3 separate regions of the Mus musculus genome follow, and regions 2 and 3 are each linked to region 1. Evidence: chromatin loops called from intact Hi-C (ENCODE). Cell type or tissue: heart. All regions are shown on one strand.

The links. Hi-C counts contacts between places; a loop is a spot of excess contacts. Peaks named below come from ENCODE experiments on the same cell type or tissue, not always from the same donor. Only the 100,000 strongest peaks of a DNase experiment are listed, where the experiment ranks them.
Region 2: a loop joins it to region 1, with 2.9 times the contacts of the local background. A loop is called at or near these places in 16 of 42 quality-filtered maps.
Region 3: it touches region 1 in a loop (2.1-fold over the local background); 9 of 42 quality-filtered maps call a loop at or near these places.

Annotation. Positions count from the first base shown.
Region 1 is chr2:166,710,919-166,715,918 of GRCm38, reverse strand. Prex1 (phosphatidylinositol-3,4,5-trisphosphate-dependent Rac exchange factor 1) reads left to right here and starts at 2,087. Exons shown (of 40, transcript NM_177782.3): 1 at 2,087-2,404. The coding sequence starts at 2,201. Gm46777 (a long non-coding RNA gene) reads right to left here and starts at 2,090. Exons shown (of 3, transcript XR_001783555.2): 1 at 1-2,090. In heart, no CTCF peak of the experiment used is centred here; DNase peaks (open chromatin) are centred at 1,418, 1,978, 2,988 and 3,928; H3K4me3 peaks cover 3,377 bases; H3K27ac peaks cover 3,868 bases.
Region 2 is chr2:166,603,118-166,608,117 of GRCm38, reverse strand. All of the region lies in intron 10 of Prex1 (phosphatidylinositol-3,4,5-trisphosphate-dependent Rac exchange factor 1), which reads left to right. Among named protein-coding and RNA genes, the nearest start is that of Gm29679, 41 kb to the right of the region's middle. In heart, CTCF peaks have their summits at 1,837 and 2,411 (motif pointing left); DNase peaks (open chromatin) are centred at 1,097, 1,437 and 2,527; H3K27ac peaks cover 2,374 bases.
Region 3 is chr2:166,653,409-166,658,408 of GRCm38, reverse strand. The region is part of intron 1 of Prex1 (phosphatidylinositol-3,4,5-trisphosphate-dependent Rac exchange factor 1); the gene reads left to right. Among named protein-coding and RNA genes, the nearest start is that of Gm50596, 47 kb to the left of the region's middle. In heart, no CTCF peak of the experiment used is centred here; DNase peaks (open chromatin) are centred at 643, 2,060 and 2,604; H3K27ac peaks cover 2,651 bases.

The sequences.
Region 1 (5,000 bases):
TGCAGGCCTGTAACCCTAGCGTTCTGGGGACTGGGGCGGGAGGATCAGGAGTTCAGGGCTGTCCTGGGCTACATAAATCCAACAAACCAGCAACAAAGAGCTCCACAAGAAATCCAGACACGTGTGCTAGGCAGTGTCACTGTTCCAGGGTGGGAGATGATGTGAGGGGCCCGTCCACAGATGTGGAAGTGCTCGGTCATTCTTTCTGACAGTCAGTTCTTGTTTGGAGGGTGGGACCCATGTGTAAATGTGAGGCTAACCTCCAGCCTTGGTCACAGGCTGAGAAGGGGACTAGTGTTTACTTAGCACTACCTAACCCAGCTAGCTGTGTTGCGTGTGTCAGAGGTTCTCTGGCTACCTTAGAAGGCACCGACGGCTCACAACTGTGGACGGGGTGCTCCTGGGACATCCCGGGTACTGTGTGCTGCTATGCTCTTACAATGGAGAACTAACCTGACCCTAGATGTCACTAATCCTGGGTTTGTTCCCTCAGACTCTCATCTTACAGATTAAAAAAAAAAAAATGGAGCTTCAGAAAGGTGAAGTGTCTTGGCCAAGGTCACCCAGGCAGCTGGATTTGGCTGGCTCGTGACTGCTACCAGCTAGCGAGTAATGATTTCAAGACAGGGCCCACTGAAACCCAAAAAGGTGCTGGATCTAAGGACAGAAGCAGTGTTATGTCTGGAAAGCTCAGAAACAAGAAGATAATGATTCTTTGGAAACACTCACTCCATGACCAATACCTGATGGGCTCACCCTTTTACATCCATTTACCTAGGATACCTTGCCCACATCAAATGTCACGGTGCCCTAGGCCCCAAAGGAACAGGGCCAGGGGTAGCAGGAGCTACCACAGTCTCTCCTCTATCCTTGTGCAAAAGACTGTTTTACTTCAAGGCCCCAGAGAACTATTCTAGGCATCTTGAAGGGAAGTAAATAGAGGACAGTGCTCCTGCCCCAGAAATGATGACACTCCACAGAGGCTATTTTGTGAAACAGGGACTGACTCCATAGGAGATAATAGATCTGAGGCGGGGCAGGTAGGGATTGAACAAGCAGTTCAGAGGCCCGGTCAAGAGGGCAGTTGACAAAGGCAGGAATAATTAAGAACGAAGATAAGACTTTCTAGGGTGTTAAAATCACTTTCCAGGGACTATGGCTCAGCCGTATGCTGGTCCCTAAGAGTTAGGTGTTACTGTTCTTCCCCTTGTACTGTGAGGCAAACGGAGGAGCTTTAGGTGGGATGGGGGTGCTGACCAAGGTCATCAATGAGGGGCTGAACCCCAGAGGCTGACTCGGGTCCCAATGCCTCTCGAGGGTAAAGGGGGGTTAGCACGTTAACTGAACGTTTGAAAGATCAAGGTCACACAGAACAGCCTGTCGGCTGGCAGCAAAATTCCCATTTTGGCTTTATCTCTGGTGGGTACGAGGGCGGCTTCCTGCAACGGTCTCGTCCAAGTGGGCACCTTTGCTTAGGGATGGGGAGCGCTGGGACAGTAGGCGCAGAGCTCCGACGGAAAGAGAAACAGAAGTAAGGACAAAGATGCAGCTAGAGTTCTTCCAAGGTCACCGTAAGCCGAGGGCATGAGCGGCCGTGTTGGTGGGGGCGTCGAGCTGCTCTTCCGGGCGTCAGGAGATGCGCGTGGTGGTCGCTGATCCGGCTCCAGCAGATCACCCACGGGGCACTCCTTACGGGTGGATGGCGCGAGCTGCTCTTGCAGAACTGCTGAATGGGTCTTGGCCTACAGACTCAGCAGAACCACGACCTGACTGGGGTCTGGGGCGACGCATTTCCAGCCCCAAACTCTGACTGTGCGGCGCGCGCACGAACCGGCTCTTGGCCGACGCTCCCTGGAAGCCGGGAGGGGGCTCCGCCCAATCCCCGCCCAATCCCACCAGACTCCGCCCCAGCTCAGTCCATTCTCCATTAGTCCCCGCCCAGTTTCCGCATGAGGTGCCGCCCCACCCCGTCCATTTTCTACAAAGATCCCCGCCCACTAGCAGATTGACCCCGCCTCCTTCCCCGCCCATCGCTCAGCCCTCTCTACCAAGGCCCCGCCCATACACCATGACCCCGCCCAGGTCCCGCCCCCGCTCCGCCTGCCCCGGGCCCGCTGAGCGGCGCCTGTCCGGGATGCGGAGCCCGGACGCCTAAGCCGCGGCGCGACCTCGGCGCGGGAAGTTCGGGCGCCGCGCGGCTATGGAGGCACCCGGCAGCGGTGGTGGTGACGGCGGCGGGGACCCAGGCGGGGACGGTGCGCATCCCGATGCTCGCGGCCCCGTCTCCGGGCCGTGCGCGGCCGCCCGCGACTCGGAGCGCCAGCTGCGCCTCCGTCTGTGCGTACTCAACGAGATCCTGGGCACCGAGCGCGACTACGTGGGCACCTTGCGTTTCCTGCAGTCGGTGAGCTCCCGCCACCTGTGGCCGGCCGGCCCGCGTTGCGCTTTTGTCTGTGGCTCCCCGCCTTGTGCATAGTTTGAAATGGTTACATCCGCGCGGCCGCTGCCCGGGGCCGCCCCGCTGGGGGGCCAGTGTAGGGAGAAGCCCGGGTAGGGGCTCCTTAGCTGCACCGGGGACCCTGGGCTCCGTAGCCTTGCCCCAGCTCGAATTGCACAGTCAAAGCCTTAGACTGCAAAACAGCGTCCGAGTGCGTCTGTGTACCACGCACCTTACACTGGTATCAGCAGACTGTGCCGTTACCGGGCTCATCAGTAGGTTATATTTTCTGATCCTTAAGATCAGGGAAGAGTTCGGCTCCAGAGAGGTTGAGTCCCTTGCTCTGGATAGTTCTGCAGGCTACGTCGTAGGGTTGGATGCAGGGCGGTGACCCAGGGCAGCCCTGCGGGGGCTTTAAACTCCGGTACGTAGTTGCCCTGGTGTCTCTAGTGAGAATGAGGAAGGGGCCACTTCCCTACCCTCCTAGGAAGTGAGAAAACTGGAGGGGGTGGGAAGGGCTGGTCTTAGAGACCTGAGGGCTTTAATCTCCGTGCCTCCTGCTGGGGCCGCTTTAACTCCCTTCTTGGGTTGGAGGAAGTCTTAACCCTGCTTCAGGAAGGCGTGCGTTTGTGTGTGTGTGTGTGTGTGTTTCAAGAGACCCCCAATCACACTGGAGTTCTCTCCATCTGGGAAAAAGAAACACTCAATGGCTTAAGGATGCAGGGGAGTCTGTGTGAGGTCGGGGGGGGGGGTTCCCACTGAGGGAGGAGGGAGTACGAAGTTGGGGGGGGGGAAGACGCTGTGTGGAGGCATTGAAAGCCCTTTGGCCCAAGGATCCTTCTGGAAAGGCCTGTGAGAATAAGACAGGGTTGGCTTTCTTTCCCATCTCTTCCTCTCTCACAGTTGAGAAGGGGGTGGGGGAGAGAGAGAGAGAGAGAGAGAGAGAGAGAGAGAGAGAGAGAGAGAGAGAGAATCGGGTAGGGCTTGAAGCTGGCAGTTTCTAAATGAAAGAGGCAGCCACTCTGGCATTGCTGAGCAATGACAGATTCTAGGGAACTCCTCACTTCCCCCTCGCAGTGACTGAGCTGCTCAGCCTTAAAAAGAAACAGGAAATCTAAACTAGTTTTTATATTAATGGGGGAAAAAAAACAAAACCCACTCCCCCATGTGTGCCCCTGGCTGTTGTGCTAGGTTGACTGCGGTTTTAAATCGTCCCTACGGAGACGGGGCCGCTAGGATAATGGAAATTGATTAGAGTCCACATTCTTAGAATTAAAGAAACCAGGGGGGGAAAAGTTTTCTCTGACTTTCATGTCATCCCAGGACACCTGTCGTTTGTGGACAGCCATTGTTGTGTGACTGGGGCATTCTGAGATGAGCCAGACAGACATTATTGTGTCTTGGGACACCGTTGCTTCCTGTGTTGACCTCGGTTTCCCCACGTGTACAAGAGCAGGGGACCCCAGGCTGCTTTTCTGCCTTGCCCTTACTTGGGTCCCCAAGCCAGTGCCAGAAGTGGAGGACTGATTGTGTAACCTGAGTAGTGTGTCTTGCCCTGTGAGCCCTGGAGGCCACCTCTGGCCACTAGGGAATGGCCCTCAGGCAACCCGAGGGAGGCCACTTAGTCCTGGAAGCTTGGCCGGGAGCTGCATGCTCTTCTGACCACCCGGGCTTTTCTGCATGCAGTAGGGCACAGAAGAGCGGGCAGCTCTTCTGGGATTCTCCCCACCCCAACTTGTCAGCTTTTGTACACCCTGGCTGGAGGGGGTTCCCTGGGCTCCTGGCTGTCTGGGAGGAGCCAGTGTAGTTTTACAGTGGCAAAATGGGTTCTTTAAAAAGTCCAGAGCTTGAGCTGGTGGGAAGGATGAGAGCTTTCGAGGCACTTGCCTCTAAACCTGAGAACCTGAGTTTGATCCCTAAGGCCACACCATAGCATACGTGCACCCCTGAAAATAAATAAACAAATAACAAATGAACAAACAACCAGACAGATAAATAATATAATACAAGGTCCAGAGCTCCAAATTCAGAGCCAGACTGTGTGGTGTGAGGCCTTTGGCTCTGTGATTTAAGGCAAGCTGGCTTGACATCTTTGGGCCTTTATTCCCTTATAAAGTGGGAGAGGAGACTAGAGGTTGTCCTGTTGGTTTTATAGGATTGTGTAACTTATCTTGAATACTCTAAGCAGTGCCTGCAGGCAGTCAGCTATGTAAATATCAACTGGGGTTATTCCTTATGTGATAATTAATCTTACAGGTGAGTAGGGTAGTAGGTTGAGCTCCCACAGAGGAGGCTGTCATAGGGAGCTGCCCGGAGGGAATGGGGTCTGAGCCTTCACTAGAGACAGCCTGGGGACTTCCATTGAGTTTCCTGTTGATCTCTAGATTCCAGCTACGGAAACCAAAGAGTCTGTTCTGTTCCCCTCCTGAGGCTTCAGAGCTCCTTCAGCGTGCCCACACTGGATTTAGGCTTCATCCAGACACTGGGTTGTGCCCTTCCTTGTCTCCTAGGATCCTAGGACCTCAGCTGAGGAAGCAGAAAATTTTGGGATGCGTTATGGTGA
Region 2 (5,000 bases), 110 kb after region 1:
GGGACTGGATGGCGACTCCCTGGCTATGGACTGTCTGGCTTATCTTCATAGCCTTTTAAGGCCAGGTTTTGAGTCAGACTGGGACTGCGTCTTACTCCCCTTACCTTCTTATTGGATGACTTTGGGCACTGGTTTAATGTCTCTGGGTCTCAATGAATGATAATTAAGGAAGGAGAAAGGCTGGAGGATGCAGTGGGGATGCAGTGGAAACACAGTGGGGACACAGTGGGAGCACAGAGGGGATGCAGTGGCAACACAATGGGGTTGCAGTGGCAACACAATGGGGTTGCAGTGGGAACACAGTGGGGATGCAGTGGGAACACAGTGGGGATACAGTGGGGATGCTGTGGAAACACAGTGGGGATGCTGTGGAAACACAGTGGGGATGCAGTGGGGATGCAATGGCAATAGTACCATGCTGGCCAGAGCACTGAGAACATGGGCTGGGGCCTCCATGCACGACATCATGTTACATGGACAGGTGTGAAGAAGTGACCTGTTTGTGTCCCACTCAGAAACGAATAGACTTCACATTTCAGTGGTAAAATCTGTGTACTGTGGGATAACATACTCTGTGTGTGTGTGTATGTGTGTGTGTGTGTGTGTGTGTGTGTGTGTGTGTGTGTGTGTGTGTGTGTACCTGCCTTCCAGCAGCCTCAGGTTAGCTAGAGAGACAAAAATTAATTCCTTCCTTCCTCCCTCCTTCTCTCTCTCCCTCCCTCCCTTCCATCCTTCCTTCCTCCCTCCTTCTCTCTCTCCCTCCCTCCCTTCCATCCCTCCCATTGCCAGCCAGCAGCAGGGAACTGAACAGACAGACTTCCTGCCCACAGGGAGATGGCTGTTCCTACAGGAATCACTCGGTGGACAAGTACACAGGCCAATAAAGGAACCCACTGGGCCAGGGAACCCCACAAGGCAGTTGTGCAGTGATGTAAAGGGGGGAGCTGCAGAGCTGACTCAGCCAGGGTGGGAAAGGTGGCCTCGTACTGGAGATCACATTTCAACCAAGACCTGAGTGACAAGCGAGTGTCAGCCACAAGAAGACCAGAGGAGCAGCACGCCTGGGCGTGGCAGAGTCTGGTGGCTTTCGTGAGCTGTGATGCTGGGGTGGCAGGAGCTGAGTTGGCGACTGTTGGCCCGAGGCTCGGGAGTCAGCAGGGCTGCATCTCGTGGCACTGGGTCAGGGGTCAGGCTTTAGTCCAGGTGTTCAGGGAGGCTCAGTAGGGGGCAAAGATGAATTGTGAGACCCCAGGGCCACTCGGGATGGTTTCCTGAGGCAGAGGCATTTGTTGCCTCCCTTGATAGTGACGGCGTGTCTTGTTGTTAAACATCCACACACTGGGGGCTCTGAGGTAGAAGGCTGTGTGCATAGCTGCATGCAACAGAGATCAAACTGGGTGTAGCGGCACACGCCTGCACTCTCGGCAGTCATGAAGTTGAGGTATGAGAGTCACACGGCCTGACAGACATCACCAGGGACATTGGCAGGGACTTTGTGCATGGGACTCCAGGTGGCATCTCAACCCCAGGCTCCAGGCAGGAAGCAAGTGGGAAGATGTCCCTTTGGGGAGTGGTACATGGAGCCTCTGATCAGGTGTCGCTCATGAAAGGATGTGCCCACATGCCCTCTGTGCTCAACCTTGGCCTTGACCTGAAACGGGCTGAGTGGTGTCCATTCGGCAGGGCCGAAGGAGAAGGGAAGTTGGCACAGCCTGTCAGAGGACTCTGCCATTTGATTCCACCCCACCTTGGCCTCCAAACCTCAGTGCCTCCCACTGCTGTGGGGACATCTATCTGGAAGCCTGGGCCTTGTTGTTTATAGCCTCACCCAGAGCTACTGTCAGATCCCAGCTCCCTACTGCCACCTGTCACTCAGAGCTTCTGTGCACGCTGATGTCCAGCTTGGGGCACTCTCTGCTGGCCCAGTACACGTGGAAGCCTGGGGCCAGCATTGAACAACTGGGAGCTCCATAGGAAATATCAGATTTCCTGCTCGCTCTCTTGAAGAGCTGGACCCACGGGGTTGTGGTGGGCTCTTTGAGCAGTGGCTTTAGCTTTGACTGGCTTGGCACAGACTCTACCTGGCCAGTATCCCCTGTTCAGAGTTTGAGGTTCCTGCGTAAGAAGAGATTAACTTTATCTGGTTTCCCTCCTGGGTTCCAGCTTAAAGTTTCACAGGATTAAAAAGTCCACCCACGAATTCCAGATGTCCCCAAGGAAACCATTTGCCAGCTGCATCCTGTTGAGCAGCATCCAGCTGCATCTTGGTCCCTAGATAGGGACAGCTTTGCATTAGTTGGCCCAACAAGCTGAAGACCCAGCTTGGTTTCCCAAAGGGTAGCAAGTGTAGGCATAGTCGCCACTCAGTTGCTCTCCTGAGTCTGTTTTCTGCCCCCTGCAGTCACTTTGGTATACTTCTTGTTCCCCACTGTGGCCCTGGATAGGACAGCTGGTGAGCAGCCTTGCTCTGGCTCTCTGACCTCCAGCCTCTGCGAGTGGTCACACCAACATCTGTTTGCCTTCTGGGGTTGCTGGCAGTCAGTGCCTGTCCCAAGAGTTGGGACTTGGAGAACAGTGGAGTAGGGGGTGGTTAGAGGGACACAGAACTTGGAAAGTTCCCACCCAGCGTACCAGAAATGTACCTGTTTCTTTCCCACATCCTTGGGCTTTCTGAATGCCTCGTAATGCCGCTACCTCTATAAGGCCAGGTCCTTCCTCTGCCAGCACGAAAAGCTAAAAATAGCGTCCCCTGTTGTAACCGGAGGTGGGACAGCTGGTTTCCATAAAGGGGGCTGGGCACTGCTGCCCACGCTTGTGGGTGCTGCCTGCTCTGGGATCACCCTCTTGCGTTGGCTCCAGTGGGCTGAAATCTGTGCCGAGCCCAAGAGTCCACAGGGGCTGGGACCTCAGAGGCCTCGAGCCAGAACCTGTCTCACCTGTGTCCCCAACCTTCCTCGTTCGTTCCTCATTTGTTGTGTGGAGGACACTTGAGTCTCAAAGCGTGTCAAGAAAAGGTCAATGAACAAGGTCAGCAGCTATCAGCGAGGGCTCACACGCCGTGTGTCAGTGTGCTCAGGGAGGGGTCTGATAAACACACATACATCTGTAAACCCATTGCTGCAGAGTGCATAGTCAGGTGGGCAGGCTCTGTGTGGAGTCTTCCCTGGCGGTCGTGTGGGTTGTTGCCCCTTGGGAGCGGTGGCACGGAGGGAGTTTGGAAAGGGCATTTTTAGGTGAATGGAGCAGCAACTTCAAGGCCCAGAGGTATGTTGGGGCCTAGGGTTGTTTTTTTTGTTTTTTGTTTTTTTAAAAGAAGGGAAGAAAGGTAAGTGAGCCAAAGCCCAGAGGATGGGGAGGGGGATGCAGGAGAGAAGACTGATCTAGGAATTATGCTCTAGGCATGGCGTTGGTGGCGATGCTGATGTTGATGCACATATTTCTGGGCAGATGTGTGAGACAGTTGAGGCAGAGGTGTTGAACTCCTTTCTGAGTAAGGCAAAAGCCTATTGGAGGATGGAGAAGGTGTGATGGGAGCACTGTGAGGACAGAGAGGGTGTGATGGGAGCTCTGTGAGGACAGAGAGGGTGTGATGGGAGCACTGTGAGGACAGAGAGGGTGTGATGGGAGCACTGTGAGGACAGAGAGGGTGTGATGGGAGCTCTGTGAGGACAGAGAGGGTGTGATGGGAGCACTGTGAGGACAGAGAGGGTGTGATGGGAGCACTGTGAGGACAGAGAGGGTGTGATGGGAGCACTGTGAGGACAGAGAGGGTGTGATGGGAGCACTGTGAGGACAGAGAGGGTGTGATGGGAGCACTGTGAGGACAGAGAGAGTGTGATTGGAGCTCTGTGAGGACAGAGAGGGTGTGATGGGAGCACTGTGAGGACAGAGAGGGTGTGATGGGAGCACTGTGAGGAGAGAGAGGGTGTGATGGGAGTACTGTGAGGACAGAGAGGGTGTGATGGGAGCACTGTGAGGACAGAGAGAGTGTGATTGGAGCTCTGTGAGGACAGAGAGGGTGTGATTGGAGCTCTGTGAGGACGGACAGACAAGGTGTGATGGACCAGTCTGAGAATTGACAGGATGTGATTTGAGACATCTGGGCCTGAGCTTTCTGGGCCTGGTATGGCCTCCTCCTTATTTTGTGAGTTTCATTTATACTCCGTACATAGCTACATGCATGCACACAGACAGACGCATTTAGTATCCATACCATCTAGCTACCTCACCCCAACTACCCTTGGTGTTCATCCACCGTCCACCATCTACCCAGCATCCCTCCTCAGCCTCCACATCTGCCCATCTATCCAGTGTTGATTTCTCTGATGGCTTATGCATCTGTCTGTTCTTATGTACCTATGTACCATGTGGCCCAGTGTGTATCCATTGGCTTATGCCTCCGTCCATAGATCCCACATGGACGCGACTCCCCACTCAGTTATTTCCCACACCCATCTACCATCTTTTCTCTGTCTATCCATCATTCATCTCCTACCTACTCATCCATCTACCTACTCGTTATCCATCTGTCTATCCATCCGTTCATCCACCCATCATCTGTTTGTCCATCCATCTGTCCATTCACCATCTATCATCCATATATCATCCATCCATCCATCCGTCTGTCTGTCCATCAACCCATCATCCATCTATCCATCCATTCATCATCCATCCATCATCTATCCATGCACCGACTAATAAGCTACACCATTCATCCTTCTACCCACCCATCTGTCCATCCATCCACCATTCATTCATCTACCAACCATCAACCATTTTTTCACTCTTCTATCTATACATCTACCTACCTACCTACTAACCCATATCTAGCCACCTGTCTATGTATCTGTCAATCGTTCATCCACACACCTATTCCTCTACCTACCAAACATCTGCCACCCATCTAGTCATGTACCCATCTGCCTATCCATCCCTCACCCATCCATCTGTTCATCTGCCTACCATCTGTCCATCCATCCACCCACCCTTCCCTGGGTGGA
Region 3 (5,000 bases), 58 kb after region 1:
GGCTGGTGGACCTACCCCATGCTGCAGCCTGCCTCTGGGCCCCTTGATCTTCCCTGAAGGGTGGCCTTCTCTTCACTGGTATAGACCCTGAGGACAAAGAATCTGTTACAGAGCCTAGGGAGGGGATGGCTTTTATGCTGCTGCCATCAGGAGCCAGGGGTGGGAAATGAGTGACAGTTGGGACCAAGAGACTGGGCCAGAGTGGATGCCTGGATGCTGGATAGCCCAGAGGTTGGAGCTCAGCTAAGTCCACTTGGCAGGATGCTTCAGCCCATGGAAACCTCAGTCTTCTTATCTGTGCAGTGGGGTGAGGCTGGCGGAACAAGGCAATGCCAGGCAATGCTAGGAAGCTATGGCAGATTTGCGCTCACACCCCGAGGGCAGCAGCGCAATCCTGTCCCTGGGAATCCCTTCCCCAGGGTCACAGCTGCTGCAGTAAAAGCAAACAGGGAAACTTCCAGCCATGTGGGCGCCACCCCCTCCCGTCCTGTTTGGAGCCACACTGTTGTCATCCTCTGTCTTGAGCACTGTTTCCTGGTTCTCCACAGCCCCTGTAGATAAAGTCTGGACTGGACTGAAGCCTGTACAGGGACAATTGTTTGGGGAGATGGGGGAAAAAAAAGGCTAACCCTTGGACCTGGGTGTGGGGGGCTCCCAGAGCAATTGTCTCAGATGTCAAGTGTCAGCGCCATTGAGAGCAGCAATCCCATTGTCCCAAAGTGCAGAAGGAGTGGGACCCAGAAGGCCACCCGCCCAGCCCTGGGCTCTGGGGCTTTAGAGTGGCTGGCCCTGCTTTGTCCTCGCATTCCGGCAGGAAATGCCACCTAAATCAGGCCTGTTCCCGGACACTGCTGGCTTGTGAGTTTGATGCTTTTGCTCCTAGCCACCTGCCACACAGGCTTCTGTGGTGTGTGCTGGAGGCTCTCCGGGCGCTTTTGTCCCCTCTAGGCAGCAAGCGGGTCTTGGTTTTGCTTCGGTAGTGTGTCGCTCTATTCTGCATGTCACAGTCCCCTGGACTCAAGGGGAGTGTGCTACTCGTGGGTTTGAGCAGTCAGAGTTTGGTCATCATCACCTCGGCCAGATGCAAGGATATTTCATCACCAGAAAAGAAGTCACGGGAGCCATCCTGTGCCCCTGCTTCCCAGAGGAAGGACCTGAGACAGAGAGAGGGTATTGTTCCTTGTTCCAATTCCTCAGAGAAGGAAGGCAAGGCCCAGAAAGGCTACTGGGACACACAGCAGGCTAGGGTACAGGTAGTACTTAAACCCCAGATGCTCATTCTAGTAGCAGTTTTGTTAGCTCAGTCAGCTGGCTGTGGCTGACCAAGGCAATATCTGGAGGCAGATCTGGTTGTCTGGCTAGAGGGAGGAAGCCAGGGAAGTTATCCGACAGCCTCCATAGCTGAGATCTGTATGCCTGCATATCACGCCCCACATGTGGGTTCCACCATGTCTCTTCAGAAACTCCAGGCAATCACATGTTGAAGACCTGTGGTGGAGAACCCCAGTCTTAATCTAACTGCGGTGACCCCATTGTTCACAGGAAAAAGAAACCAAAGGGCTCAAAGGAAAAGGGAGGAGTTGGGGTCTGAGTGGGAGGGACTCCAGAGCAGGTTATAGATCTACAGGATAACAATGAGGAGACTCAGCAAGAATAGCTCTGTGCTCCATTAGTGATGTCTGACTTGGGTGTGGATTTCCATTAGCCGTGTCTTTGTGTAGGAGAGGGTCTCACACTCACATTTACAACCTCAGTCAGGCCAGGGAAGGCAGCAGTGACTGTGTCAGATGGGAAAACTCAGGATGCTTGCCCTGGGGGAAGGTGGTAGCCACAGGGGCTTCAGGTACTTCAAGCCTATATGCCCATTATCCCCAAAGAAGCTAGGGTTGGGGTATTCATATTCAAACCGAGACACAAAGCCTTTTGCAGGCTCAACTAAAGAGGGTGTGAGTTGCCCAGGGTGGCTGGGTATCCACTGAGTGGGCCTTGGCAGGGGAGGGATGGGTGGGGCTCTGTGGGGAGAGGTTTGCTTCCCTTCTGCGGCCTCCCCTCCCCCACTGTTGAGTGGCTCACAGTAGGTGGTAGCAACTTGGGTTTTGCTTCAAGTTCCTCTTTGGTGGATCCCAGGGTGGGTGTTCCTCATCAGGGTCTGGAAGGGGAGCTGGGGTAAAGGGTATGGGGGTTAGATGATCATCTGGTGGGCCTGACACGTGTGTACTGAGGGCTTCTTTCTAGACTCTGGCTCTCCACAACACGCTAAATGGACAAATCGATAAGTTGATAGGCAAACACAAGTAGCGTCCCTGGGTGTAACTGCCTGCCAGCATGGGTGTGAAGGAGGTGGAGGGGCAGGTGCTTCAGATGGGAAGGGCTAGGAAAGCCGAGGGCCTCTGCCCCAGAATGCCCTTTCCCCCAGATACTTGCAGAGCTCCCCATCTGTCACAGTGCTTGCTCAAACACCAGCCCCTCAGACAGCCTGTCTCTCATCTGAGCAACTGTCGGCTCCCACAGCCAGCCCACTGGTTCCAGGAAGTCTTGGTAGTGAGCGGTCACCTTTACTAAAAAGACAGCATTGAGTCAGAGGTGCTGGGTGTTTCCCAAGGCCTGGGGGTGGGGATAGTCTGCTCGGCATGGGCAGGGGGTGCCGGGGGTGGCAGGTGGCTTTGTTGTTGATGACAGGCCACACTGTCCTCTGTCTCTGCAGGAGATACAGGTATTTTAAGTTCAGGCTGGAAAACACAAGACTTCAAATGGTACCACTAATCCAGGCCTGGTGGTATGGGCCGATTATCCCTGCTATTTGAGAGGATGAGGCAGGAGAATTATAAGTTCTAAGCCTGTGTGGCCTACACATGGTAAGTTCAAGGGTAGCCTAGGCAACCTGATGAAACCTTGCTGTATCAGTTACCCAACTGTTGCTATGGCAACATACCTTGATAACAGCAACCTTAAGGAAGGGAAATACTCTGGCTCACAATTCCAGGGTACAGTCAGTCATGGCGGAGAGGGCATGGCGGCAGAGGCATGAGGCAGCCACTCACGTTGTGTCTGTTGTCAGGCCACTTGGAGAGGAACTCTGCCCTCAGCATGCTTTCTCCTTTTTATGCAGTCTGAGACCCCCAGCCTGTGGGATGGTGCCTGCCCCCCACATTCAGGATGGGTCTTCCCACCTCACCCTAACCTAACATAATCCCTCACTGGGTGTGCTTAGCGACTTGTCTCCTGAGGTGACTCTAGATCTTGTCAGGTTGACAATGATAGTATATATCTATGGCCATACCACCCTGAACATGCTCTATCTCGTCTGATCTCAGAAGCTAAGCAGGGTCGGGCTTGGTTAGTATTTGGATGGGAGACAGTGATAGTATAGTAGTCTTGTATTGCCACAAGACAAGAACTGAACTGAGAGCCTGGGATGTAGCTCATTGGTAGAGCACTTACTTGTCTGGTGTGCTGAGGTCCTGGGCTCAGTCTCTTAACACTGCAAATAAGCCCAAGCCCACACAAGTACAAACAGGATGGGGTACGTGTGGCCATGCTGGTGGTGTGGTCACGCTGGGTGTCTGGCTCCTTAGTGGTGGCTGGCAGGTGTCCGAAGCTTTCTTAGGAAGCACGGTGCCCGGAGCCTGTGGATACCCAGCTCCCATTCCCAGAGACCCCTGTAATCTGCAGATGGGATTATGATGGGGCTAGATGCTCACCTACAGTCTCAAGTATTTTATGTGCCTGCATCACTCCTGTGTATCACATGTGTTACGTGATGGCCTCTGACGTGCTCCCTGCAGGCAGAGCTCTCACTCTTTCTTTGATTCATAGAGGAGGAAACTGAGGCCTGGGGTGGGGGTAGTCACTGCTCATCTGCATATTCCCCCCCCCCCCCCCATCAATGGCAGAGCTAGACCTTTACAGCCTGCTCTGCACTGTTAGCATTTGTTCCTGGCCCTGCCAGGCCCTTTTCACACATGTGTGAGGCCCAGGTAATTTATTGAGCCAAAACTGAGATGTGGCCCCGTGTGCCCCCCACTCAATGACAGGCCTCCCCCCCCGCCCCGGCCCTGGTCATTGCCCTGGCTAAGGGGTCATCAGTGGCTCTTCTCCAGGTCATTAAATGGACTTCTGTATCATGAACTTGTCATTGCAGGGCTGTCCTGGGCTGGGGTGGGGGAAGGAGGCGTCACTCTCCCATGACTGATGGGATGGCATGTCATTTGTGGAAGCAAGATCTTTGTGCTATGCCTGAGGTTCCTGATCCCTGTAGGATCCAAACCAGGTTTGTAAGCCGGTGGGATATAGGACTGGGGTCTTTGCAGGGCTTTCTGGGTGCTTAGGGGGACCTCCCCATGTCTGGCTGTGGGGGTTTGCTGGGAGCAGGCCATGGTGTCTTATAGGGCTGGTTTATTATTGTTGAAGGCGTGGCTTATTCTGACTTTGTGGCCAGGGTGCTGCTGGTCCATGAATCTCTGCAGATCACAGTGGGGATTGAGTCCCATGGGCATCCTGCTTTGTACTTGGTGTGATCTGGGGGTGCCCCCACCACCCCTCTCAGGTTTCACCATATGTCGAGTGAGGTCACCCCAGCTGAGGTGTGGGTATCCCTGGGGACAGCAGTCCCTGTCCCCGAGCCGCTCAGATTGCCATTGTCTCTCTCCAGGAATGAGTGCAGGGCTCTGCTCTGTTCTGCATCTCCAGGGAGAGCTGTATCCTCCCCAAGCTGCGACTGTGGTTCCAGACAGATGGCCTGGGTCTCCAGGCAGCTGCCGGCTGCTTAAAAAGCCAGGGCCATCTGTGGCCCACAGTTACTCACTTGAGATGCACATTTGGGCTGGGATTCTCCATATCAGGCCAGACCACCACATCCTAGCTCTGTGGCTCTAAGTGAACACTTCACAGCTGGGCATCCCTGTCCTGTAAAATGGGCACACAGGAGGGGGCCTCCCTCCTGGAGCTGCAGGGTTCAGAGACATGTTGTTCTTGATGGCAAAGCCCTGAAGTTCCAGCTG